Regions from separate parts of the Homo sapiens genome. Here all the other regions are linked to region 3. A link is a loop called in an ENCODE intact Hi-C map of the cell type or tissue named here. Cell type or tissue: PC-9. All regions are shown on one strand.

The links. Peaks named below come from ENCODE experiments on the same cell type or tissue, not always from the same donor. Only the 100,000 strongest peaks of a DNase experiment are listed, where the experiment ranks them.
Region 1: a loop joins it to region 3, with 10 times the contacts of the local background. A loop is called at or near these places in 3 of 110 quality-filtered maps.
Region 2: it touches region 3 in a loop (4-fold over the local background); 2 of 110 quality-filtered maps call a loop at or near these places.

What each region holds. Positions count from the first base shown.
Region 1 is chr6:133,629,755-133,633,754 of GRCh38, reverse strand. All of the region lies in intron 4 of TARID (TCF21 antisense RNA inducing promoter demethylation), which reads left to right. Among named protein-coding and RNA genes, the nearest start is that of EYA4-AS2, 180 kb to the right of the region's middle. In PC-9, a CTCF peak has its summit at 2,230; a DNase peak (open chromatin) is centred at 2,074; H3K27ac peaks cover 894 bases.
Region 2 is chr6:133,743,859-133,747,858 of GRCh38, reverse strand. The region is part of intron 4 of TARID (TCF21 antisense RNA inducing promoter demethylation); the gene reads left to right. Among named protein-coding and RNA genes, the nearest start is that of LINC01312, 75 kb to the left of the region's middle. In PC-9, no CTCF peak of the experiment used is centred here; DNase peaks (open chromatin) are centred at 1,298, 1,908 and 2,158; H3K4me3 peaks cover 1,346 bases; H3K27ac peaks cover 2,701 bases.
Region 3 is chr6:133,835,664-133,839,663 of GRCh38, reverse strand. The region is part of intron 2 of TARID (TCF21 antisense RNA inducing promoter demethylation); the gene reads left to right. It overlaps LINC01312 (long intergenic non-protein coding RNA 1312), which reads right to left. Exons shown (of 3, transcript NR_027030.1): 2 at 1,940-2,071. Among named protein-coding and RNA genes, the nearest start is that of LINC01312, 17 kb to the right of the region's middle. RefSeq lists a silencer at 1,650-1,699. In PC-9, CTCF peaks have their summits at 1,500 (motif pointing right), 1,704 (motif pointing left) and 3,570 (motif pointing right); a DNase peak (open chromatin) is centred at 1,683; H3K4me3 peaks cover 1,147 bases; H3K27ac peaks cover 1,032 bases.

The sequences.
Region 1 (4,000 bases), 210 kb after region 3:
CACCCTAAAGGTAGGTGTCATAGAGCTTTGAAAGTTCAGTGCCTAAGATAGTATAGCATACATGGTAGGTGTTCAGTGAAGCTTATGATTAGTTGAATAATCACCCTCCACAGAGCACAACACAGGTGTTCAATAGATGTTTAATTTAACAATTGATAATCAGAAAATAGACATTTCTCATTAACTCTTTCCCTTTCCTTTTGAGCATTCATAATGTTCCACCACTAATTCTTAAAACCCAAGTTCCCACCCTCTAATCACAAACTCCTGTTGCGAGGGGGGATTGCTGAAGGGAGTCTGATAGGACACAGATCAGTGCATCTGCAAATTGATCCTTCTCAGTACCAAGTGGGCTTCTTTGTCATCTGACAACCTTTTAAATTGTCCTTTTCCCTCAGTGGATATTTCAAATATTCACCACTGTCATTGATTCCATTAACATTTCAGTATGAAGTTCACTCTCTAATTCATAGTTTATCCTCAACTTTTGCCCTCCATTTAAAACACTGACAGATTCATCTTTATCTTGTGTGTTCTTCTGTTTTCTTTTTCTTTTATGGGGAAAGTTATCCTCTTCTCTTCAAGAGCTTGCCCTCCAGGCTCTAGGTGCCAATAATCACCTGACAGCAAATTCCACGAATGCTTCGCCTTGTGTATTGTAAGTGGCCATCTGTTGCATTTGACATCATTACTGATCTTTTTGTAAGTGGAAGTCCCCTTGGTTTGAGTGATAGATTATCTTACTCTTCAACTTCTTTGTCCTTTGTGCACTGTTTTCTAGAGTTCCATCCTTTACTGTTCTTTCATTACCCATATTCTCTCAATAGAGAGAATTAGATCCTTCTACTCTGAAGGATTTAATTGCAAGTGATATACTAATATTGGCCAGATTTGTATACTCTGCCATACAGCTCCTAGACATCTCAACCTAGAAGCTTTATGGAGATTTCAAACTCAAAAATCAATAGCTTATCATCTTTATCTCATCTTTCTTCTTCTAATACCCTTAAAGTTCTCTTTGTCTTCTGTTTCCTCTCTGGGTAAATTGGCAGCATCATCAAGTTGCCCAAGTCAGAAACCTGGGAACCATCTCACAACATCCCTTTTTAATGTTGATGAAGAGCTCTTGACAATTCTTCCTCCTAATCTAATCTCAGTTTTTCCCACCCTCTTTAATCCAGCTGTCAATGCTCCTGCCTGGTCCTCACCAGCTCTCACATGCTGTGTTACAGCAGACCCTAATTGTCCCCCTTTCAGGCCTCACCTCTCCCAACCCACAGTTTTTACGGCTGCCAGTGTTGGTTCTCTGAGTCAGCCCAGATATTGCTTCCTGTAGAAACTCTCGCAACACCATCCCCTGGGCAGATATAGCTGCTTTCTCCAGTATGAATCTGAGACCTGGTACAGCATAAAGTTCTCCTGTAATCTTTTACTCTGTTGCATTCTTTCATTTTCTGTTTCTTTCATTTTCTCTCTTCCACTTAATTGCAAGCTCTTTGATTACAGAAGTTGTATCTTTCTGAATTGCTTAATAAATATTTATTGAATGAAATGTTTATTGAGTGAATTCTTCCAATTCTTTGCCTTTTTCCACTTAATTTCACTGTTATTGTTTTTTATTTAGAGGTAGAAGAGTGTAGCATTTATAAGTTCAGGTTCTGCAGTGAGACTTTCTGAGTTCAAATCCCAGCTCCTCCTTAACTTTGCAAGCTCTCTCATTTTTCTGTGCCCAGTTTCCTGATCTAGAAACTGGAGATAATAATAGTAACATTTTCCAGGAAATTATGAGGACTAAGTGAATTAACATGTAAACATTTGAATTTCAGACTATTGCCTGACACACATTAAGCCCTTAGATGTTACTTTTATTATTGTCATATTTTTTCTTTTTTCATCTCTTCTTCTTTCCTTCCTTTTTCCCCATTCTTTTTGTTTGTTTGGCATTCAATTTTCTTCCTTCTTCTCCTATTACTCTCATATTTACTAACAGCTCATAATGTCCCAGCCACAGAGAAGGTCCTGCTATGAGGAGTCACACAAACAAATACCTCTGTAAGGTCATGTTGATGTGACATTTAGAGATGGAGTAAACAGTTGCATTGTGGCAGTGGTCATGCTCAGGAATTTGACTGCAACACAGCCCTCTATAGCATGGAATGCAGAATAATCTCACTCCAGGACCCCGTCCAAGGCAGGGTGGAGCATTTCTAGGATATTATTTGTGTTATGACTCCAGGCATGGGACTACTGCAGGCTTCATGGCTGTTTCTTTGTGGTCAATATCATCTGATGGATCCATTTCAGAACCTTGCTCTGAGCTGGTCTTTCCTGGTGGAGAAGGAGGGCTCCAGACTGGATTTGGGGAGCACATGATTTTAACCCTCAAAGGGAAATTTCTCTGGAAGTCTGACTGCTACTTCTTCCAATATTTTGAAAAGAATAAAAATGGAAAGACTATACCACCAGACTTTATGCAAATATGTGATTGTTTATGGCCAATGTTATATGGACACGTCAAAATGGTCTATCTGTGTGGGTGCATGAGTTCATTTTCAGTAATATGAACATCTAGAAAAGTTTAGGTGTGTGTGTTTGTGTGTCTGTTTGCTGTAGAAAGAAACCACAAGGGCAGTTCAAAAATATGCTTAGCCTTTTTTATAGAATTAATCTAACCCAAATTTAGAGGAGAAAGACTCAAAGATTAACCAACATGAAAATACTTAATTGGGCAAATTTGGGCAAAGGCTTTTGTTTTTATGTTTTTATGATTAGTTTTTGTCACAGGATAATAATTGGATTAGGTCATTAAGAAGCCCCGACACACTAAATTATGTAGCCTAGTGCCTTACACATAGTGGATACTTGGTAATTACTTGAGGGATGAATGAATAAGCAAGGAAATGGATTCCTCAGTTTAAATGATGTGTACCAAATTGCCTAGATAAGTTTTCTGGAGGAAGATACTTATGAATACATCAGCCAAGATAATTGGAATGAAAGTAAAAGGCTAGGATAAAAATATTTAAGGGGAAAAGTGAGTTGTGGCAACGAATTTAGAAATATAAATTCAGTTACTATTGGCCTAGTGACACTTGAAAGCCATTTGTAAGATTACTTTTTGTGGCAAATTAGTGGAGACAAAGAATAATTTACAAATGAAAACATGTTAGGAATGAAATGTAATTTTAAGCCTGAAATACTTGCTTGTCCTCCACAGCCACATCTGCCTCAAGATCAAGTCCTTCATAGCTAATGAAAACCAGAAAACAAGAGAAAAACTTAAAACTGAGATTTCTTTAACTATTGTTCACTGAGCATACATTTAGATAAGGCCTTGTGCTTAGTGCTTCAAAGACTTGAGAAATCCAGATCTTGATTTCAATAAATTTATTCTCTAAAGAAGAAAGAAATTGAGTAAACAAATTAATATTGACACAAGAAAGATTATAAGACAAGGAAGTTTTTGGTATTTTCTTGTTTTTGTTTTTGTTTTTTTAGTTATATCAGTAAGGATTCAACCAGAGAAACAACATCAGTAGGAGATACTAAGAGATTTATTGCAAGGAATTGACTTGTGCAATTCTTGGTGATGTCAAAGCAAGTCTGAAATCCACAGGACAAACCAAGAAAGGCAAGCTGAGAGTCCTGAGCATAATTTCAGGTTGCTATCTACAGGCAGAATTTCTTTTTCCTTAAGGAAGCCCCAGTTCTGATCCTAAGGCCTTTGACTGATTGATTCAGGCTCACACTGACTATCTGGGATAATCTCCCTGCATAACATCAACTGATTATTGACTTTAAGCACATCTACAAAATACCTTCATCGCAACAGCTAGATTGTGATTGAAGTTTGATTGAATAATGGGGACTATAGCCTAGCCAGGTTGCAAGGTAAAACTGACCACCACAGTCCACATCTTGCCAATTTTACATCCATACACATCTTCTGGAACCATACTTAATCTCCAAATAAAAATAATGGCAAAATCATACTTCCATC
Region 2 (4,000 bases), 92 kb after region 3:
GTTGGCAGTATAAGCAGTGACTAACCAGTAGAAGTGATCACCTTTAGACTAGTCCACAGACCAGAACGCTCATTATTCAGTGCTTGTGTGGTTTGGTTAAACAGCAAATTCTACTTGGAGGAGATACTTTTAATTTAGAAGAGATTATTTCAAATAATTATCTTTGTTTATTATATAAGCTTTAGCTAGTGTTTTACATTCACTGACCAAGCATCAAAACACTAGAGAAAATGACACAAAAGGTGAGTCAGTTAAATTTGGAGAATGTTGGAAGAAGAAACATTATTTCAAGAGTATGGAGGATGACCTAAAGAAATAATAAAAAATGATTTTCTGGAATTATTTCTAGAAGTTAAAGGTGAAGCATCATTGATAATGGTGCTTTTCATTTTATCAGTGGAAATACAGTAATTATTTGGGGGGATTCATCTCTACTCCTGAGTGTCGGTTAGCTGGGGGTACACATGGAGCATTAAATGGTGTCCTACGTAGTCATCACAAGCCACAGTACCTGTCCTGTCACACAGAGGGGTCTGTAAAGGGGTGACAACACAGAGGTTTCCCTTGATGAATGATGAAGAATCCTTTCTCAAGATAGGTACAAATTAGTTGGACCCAATTGATTGAATCAGTTGATTTTATAAAATTGGGCGGACACTAGGTATCATTCTTTTTTCAAAAGCAATTGGCTGGGCGCGGTGGCTCACGCCTATAATCCCAGGACTTTGTGAGGTGGAGGCGGGTGAATCACGAGGTCAAACGATCGAGATCATCCTGGCCAATATGGGGACACCCCGTCTCTACTAAAAATACAGAAATTACCCGGGAGTGGTGGCACACGCCTGTAGTCCAAGCTACTCTGGAGGCTGAGGCAGGAGAATCGCTTGAACCCGGGAGGCGGAGGTTGCGGCGAGCTGAGATCGCGCCACTGCACTCCAGCCTGGCGACGACAGAGTGAGACTCCGTCTCAAAAAAAACAAAACAAAACAACAACAACAAACACAAATAATGTTTTTGACCTGAAATAACTACTTATTTTAGTCAATATAGGCAAACTATGAGCATATTCAGATGAAGACTCAGAATTGGGAGGGTGGGTTTTGAAGGGAGCATCTACCGCGGAGATGGATTCCCACGAATTTGGAGCTGCACTGTCTCTTTGCAATGAGGTCCTGTACCTATGTATGGGCTTGGGCTTACTTTCAAGAGTGACATGTTCACATTACAGAGAAAAGTGTCATACAAGAATAATATGTGGAATGAAGAAGAACAAAAAAAGTGTCAATTCTCACTTATTTACCAATCATGTTAGCCAGAGCAAAAGAATTTGGCATACCACACTCCTCCTCTGACCTAGATTAGAGATATCCATCTTAAAAAAATAAGGGGACAGAAAATATATTGAGAAGGGTTAGTGATAACACTTTTCTATTAAAAAAAAAAATCACCTGTGTCAATCTCCGTGACCATACAATGCAATGGAACTCTCCCAAGAATCCCAGGCTCAGAGCCCTTTAAAGAGCTCCAGGCAGGCTGGGCGCGGTGGCTCACGCCTGTCATCCCAGCACTTTGGGAGGCCGAGGCGGGTGGGTCACGAGGTCACGAGATCGACACCATCCTGGCCAACACGGTGAAGCCCCATCTCTGCTAAAAATACAAAAATTAGCGGGGCGTGGTGGTGGGCGCCTGTAGTCCAGCTACTCGGGAGGCTGAGGCAGGAGAATGGCGTGAACCCAGAAGGGCGGAGCTTGCAGTGAGCTGAGATCGCGCCACTGCACTCCAGCCCGGGTGACAAAGCGAGACTCTCTCTCAAAAAAAAAAAAAAAAAAAAAAAAAAAAAAAGCTCCAGGCAGAGACAGAATTCCCAAGCCCTGCTCCAGGTGAGTCACCAATGTGGAACGAGGAAGTATCCTATGGAGAAATTCAGCCTTCTCATTAGGATGGAGAAGCCTACCTGTGGTTTCAACCCCAGCTACCTTTCAGCTTCATGTCTAACACACAATTCAATACCTGCCTCTCAAACTGAATTCATCTCTTCTTCTCCCACACACTCTGGGGTTTCCTGCCTTCCCCTACCCTTGCATTCAAAATGTACTCATCCTTTAAGACTTACCTCAAATGACTCCTCTTACAGGAAGGGTTCCTCCATCGATTCCAGCTAAATTCGTCATTCTCTTTTCAACATTTTCACACTTCACACACTGACTAAGTGTACAGACATTTCAGGGAAGGAAGGAGGAGGAAAGAAAGTTTTATCAAATATTCAACACTTTTACCAGTACTTAAAAATAACATTTATTGCTTCTTTGTACTAGGTTAGTAATGCATATTTAATGAAAATAAAAACGACAGTACTTCTATGAATACTTTGGCAAAAATCCTTCCATTACTTTTATTTATTGTAGGAGAGTGAGTATGTATGTGTAGATACATAACACTTGAAAAAAATGAAATCATATAAATTGTTTTTAAATGGTTTATTATTTATTTATATATAGACTATGTAGTTCCACACCTTTAATCGAAAATTTCCAATGGCTACCCAGTATTTCACTGTATGGAGATAACAGTTTATTTAATGCCTTATCCTGGGACATTTCAGTTTTTTCCAGTTTTTGCTATTATAAACATTCTTATTGCAAAAGTATTTTTATACATCTATTCAAAAATATTTATTAGGCACCTTTTTTTCTTAGGCATATGTGATAGGCATTCCATTATTGTTTTTCTCTGGATAAATTAATAGAATTTTAAAAATCTGGGTCAAAATGTATGAATACATTGAAGTATTGATTTTTCCAATGTCCTCTTCAAATTGAATATATATTTATTTTCACACCTTTGCCAATGTGTTGGGGGAAACCATTTGCTTTTACTTGATTTCCAGTGGGATTTTATACTTAAAAGTGTGTTTTGGCCATTTTACTTCTTTTTTATTCTTCTTTTGTGAATTAACAGTCCTTACCCTTTATATATATAAAATATAAGGCCAGACACAGAGGCTCAGGTCTGTCATCCCAGCACATTGGGAGAATGAGGATTGCTTGAGCCCGGGAGTTGCAGACTAGCCTGGGCTAGATGGTAAGATCTCAGTCTCTGAAAATAATTTAAAAATTTATTTTAAATTTAGTCCTAGCTACTGGGGAACTGAAGCAAGAGGATCCCTTGAGGCCAGAAGTTTGAGGCTATAGTGAGCTATGATCATGCCACTGCACTGCAACCTGTGGAACAAAGTGAGGCCCCATCTCTTAAAAAATAAATAAAATAAAATAACAGATGCTCATCTGTCTCTTATTGATTTGGAAAACTTTAAAAATATTAAACAGACTACTTTGTGAGGCTGAGGCGGGCAGATCACGAGCTCAGGAGATTAAGACCATCCTGGCTAACACAGTGAAACCCCGTTTCTACTAAAAAATACAAAGAAATTAGCCGGGCATGGTGGCAGGAGCCTGTAGTCCCAGCTACTCTGGAGACCGAAGCAGGAGAATGGCGTGAACCCAGGAGGCAGAGCTTGCAGTGAGCTGAGATCACGCCATTGCACTCCAGCCTGGGGGAAAGAGCAAGACTCCATCTCAAAAAAAAAAAAAAAAAAAAAAAAAAAAAAAATTAAACAGACTACTTGCCTATCGCTGTATTGAAAATATTACCCTCAATGTTTTTCTTGTTTGCTTACTTTTTTTGTTAACAGATTTAAAAAATAACTTTTATGAAGTCAAATCTGTCAGTCTTTCCTTTCTATCTTTTGCCTTTAGTGCCACATATGAAAAATTATTCTATACACTCCCAGCTCTATACATTGATATTTTTGAAAAATTTTTACCTTTATGATTGTGGTGATTTTTCACTGTGTCAACTTAGCTCCTTGCAAGTACATTTAACAGAATTCCATCCCCTGCATAGTTCCAAGTTTGCCTGAGCCAGAAGAGACATTTTGTGTGAGATTTGGAAGATGAAAGTAAAGGAGGGATATTTGCCTGTATGCTCAAAAGTTTGGCTC
Region 3 (4,000 bases):
ACTATCCTGATAACAATCAACATGTAGTCAGATGCTTTAGCTAGCATAGTCTTACTAATATTTGTATCAATGAGCAGGGTTATAGTATTAACATTTTCAACATGGTAGCAAATATTTGTCCCCTGCACTTCTAATTATAAGGTCAAATTCAAATAAAAGTAAGAACACAAAAATGAGAACCCTCATCCAAATTTCGACGTACATTATTATTTATCAATCATCAATAGACTCTGTGCCAAGCACTGGGCTGGGTGCTGTACCTTTTGAGGATGCAAACGTAGAGTAAAAGCAGCCCTGTCCTCACGGTGCTCTGGACACTGTGCGGGGGAAGACATACAACCAGCGACATCGTAATATGGGCCATCAGTACTCTAATAACGCTGACAGGAGTGATGCTTCGGAAATACTTTTCAGTTCGTGTTTCCTTATTGGCTAGCTACGCTTTCTCTCCCCGTTCCTTGCCGATCTTAAACAATCCAAGAAAGGGGCAGACCAAAGCTACTTAGGAGACAAGAGCGGTCTTGGTGAGATTGCAGCAAGAAGGGCAAGGTTGGTGGGCGTGGTGGTGGGTGCCTGTAATCCCAGCTACTCTGGAGGCTGATGCAGGAGAATCGCTTGAACCCGGGAATCGGAGGTTGCAGTGAGCCAAGATGGCGCCACTGCACTCCAGCCTGGGCGACAGAGCGAGACTCCGTCTGAAAAACAAAAACAAAAACAAAAGCAAAAACAAAACAAAAAGGTCGGACGCGGTGGCTTACGCCTGTAATCCCAGCACTTTGGGAGGTTGAGGCAGGTGGATCACCTGAGGTCAGGAGTTCGAGACCAGCCTGACCAACCTGGTGAAACCCCGTCCATACTAAAAATACAAAAATTAGGCGGGCATGGTGGCGCATGCCTGTAATTCAAGCTACTAGGGAGGCTGAGGCAGGAGAATAGCTTGAACCCAGAAGGCGGAGGATGCAGTGAGCCGATATCGCGCCACTGAACTTCAGCCTGGGCAACAAGAGCGAAATCCTGTCTCAAAACAAAACAAAACAAAACCTGCACTAGAATAAGTGCTAGTTCTTTTTTTCTTTAAAGACGGACAAGATGAAATGTTTTAATTCTCATTTTACCTAATAATAAAGGATGTACCGTTAAAATCAAGTAGGAATTTATCCTTGTCTTATTGTCATTTTTTAAAAATTTTGCTATTCTGCACAGGACCAGTTTCTCTAGAATGTTCCCTTGCTGACTTTTCCTCTGGTAGTATCAGTTACACTGAAAATCAGTTGTATTCTTTTGCTTTATTTCACTGGGCACCATCAAACTAACAAAAGAGGAGAGTAACAGAGTAGGAGAAGATGGAGGATGCAAGGGAATAGGACACCTGTGTCCTAACCTCCTCTCGGGTATATATCCCGGGTTGGGGAACTCTTTCCACAAGCCCGGAGAGAACTGGTAACAAGAGGGCGGGGCGAGTGCGAGTTTCGATCCAGATAGGGCCTCCAGGTGGAGCGCCTGGGATCTCAACGGCACCTGGCCCCCGGGCGGGCGGATTCAGCCCCCGGGGAGCAGGCGCGGGAGTGAGGAGCCCCGATTGATTCTGCATGGGATGGGCCACGGCTCAGGGGGCCAGAGGCGGCGCCAAGGCAGGGGGCGCGGATCCAGCACAGCTCCTTCCCGGCCCAAACCGAATAAAACTCCCAGCAGCCCACAGTGAGACCCAGTGGAAAAGGCGCCCTCTGCTGGAGAGGCGCAGACGGGCGGAGCTGGAAGAGACAAAACCCAAAACACCTGAACATTTATTTCAGCAACTAGAATACTTCAAGTAGGAGGCGGGGGAAGCCGTGCCTTGTCAAGTTAAAGCGGACAACTTGTTCCTTCTCAGCACACCTCACTCCCAACTACCCTGCAGGATGGAGGTGTATCAGGAAAAACAGTGCTCCGGATCCCTTACCTGAGATCTAAAGACGCCACATTTTCTTCACAAGTGTTCTTAAGTCAACTGGGAGGACAAAGATTGCGTGAGTGCTTGGCTTATATGGTTTCATTTCTGTTTTCCAGTTGTCATTGTAGGCATGATCAATCTCTGCAAAAACAAAAAGAATAGGTTTAGGAGTAAAATATCCCTGAAATTAAGATTTCTAACCGTTCCCCTTCTAAGTGTATTTTAAAAGGGCACAACCAATTTCTTGATGTTTTGGATTTATTATTATTATTATTATTATTATTATTATTATTATTAAAGACAGGGTCTCATTCTGTCGCCCATGCTGAAGTACAATGGTCCGATCATAGCTCACTGCAGGCTTGAACTCCTGGACTCAAGCGATCCTTCAGCCTCAGCCTCTCAAAATGCTGGGATTACAAGCGTTAACAATTTCTCCCGGCTGCATTTTATTATTCTAATTGCGCAGCTTTGTCTAGTAAAGGATGGAGGACTAAAGGGAATAGGACACCTGTGTTCTAACCGCCTCCTTTTGGGTAGAGATCCCGGGTCGGGGGCCTATTCCACCTGACGGAACAGAGAGGTGCGGCTGCGCGTTTCGGTCCGGAAGAGGCCTTATATCAATGGTAGTTCTCCCTGCCTTTATATACCTCTTCTGTTAAGTTTGATAGTGCCCAGTAAAATAAAGTAAGAGTACGACTGATTTTCGGTATAACTGATACTACTAGAGGAAAAGTCAGCAAGGGAACATTCTAGAGAAACTGGTCTGTGCAGAATAGCACAATTTTTAAAAAAGTGACAATAAGACAAGGATAATTTCCTACTTGATTTTAATGGTACATCTTTTCTTTATTATTAGGTAAAATGAGAATTAAAACATCGCATTTTGTCTGTCTTTAAAGAAAAGAAAGAACTAGGACTTATTCTAGTGCAGGTTTTTTTCTTTCTTTTTTTTTTTTTTTTGACGGAGTCTTGCTCTGTCGCCCAGGCTGGAGTACAGTGGTGCAATCTCGTCCCACTGCAACCTCCACCTCCCGGGTTCAAGCGATTCTCCTGTCTCAGCCTCCCGAGTGGCTGGGATTACAGGCATCCGCCACCACACCCACCTAACTTTTGTATTTTTAGTAGAGATGGGTTTCGCCATGTTAGCCAGGCTGGTCTAGAACTCCTGACCTCAGGTGACCCACCTGCCTTGGCCTCCTAAAGTGTTGGGATTACAGGCCTGAGCCACTGTACTCAGCCTTTAGTGCAGGTTTCTACATTAATCTTCCTCTCCTTTGTTCTCGTGAGCTGACTATCAAGACCAGATTAGGATATGTGGTTGTTTCCTAAGAGACTTAAGCTTGGGGGACATGTGTTTGTTTTGGGAGTATGTCAGTATGTCTGTGTGTGTGAGTATGGTGGGCAAGGGAAAGAAAGATGAGATCCTCCCTCTCAGTTTAAGGTAGTCTAGGTCTCAGGAAAGAAATGAGGTATGAGCTGCATAACATTTGGGTAATGAAGCAGGTCTTCGAAGAACCAGTAGGGCTTCGAAGAACCAGTAGGCCTCCAATGTCCCCATCCATGGCCATACACGTGGAATCAGTGAAATGGATGAGAGTAGGTTCCCGGTCAGGATCATGTACAGGGAGTTGAGAATTCACTTTTCTTTCTTTCAGAAGACCAATTTTAATTTTTCCACCCAACAGGGGTCAGCAACACACAGAAACTTGTCTTAACTAACTCTTTCCTCTTCTTTAAAATATTATCTATATATAGATAATTTCCCCTTCTTTAAAAATTATCTATAAAATTCTCTCTCTATATATATCAGTAATTTTTAAAGGGGAAGATATATACATAAAGATATATATGTTTAATATATAGATAATTATGTATATCTCTGTTTTATTTTATATATATGATAAAACAGAAAGAGAGAGACAGTGTGTGTTTACTCTTTTACCCAAGTACATATGCCTTTCTAGTGCTTTGCAGAGTACTTTGAATAAGAAGGTTCAGAGACATCTGAAAATTATCTGTGAACTTTTGCTATTCTGATTCTTTTAAGGTGGTATATTATAAAATTTT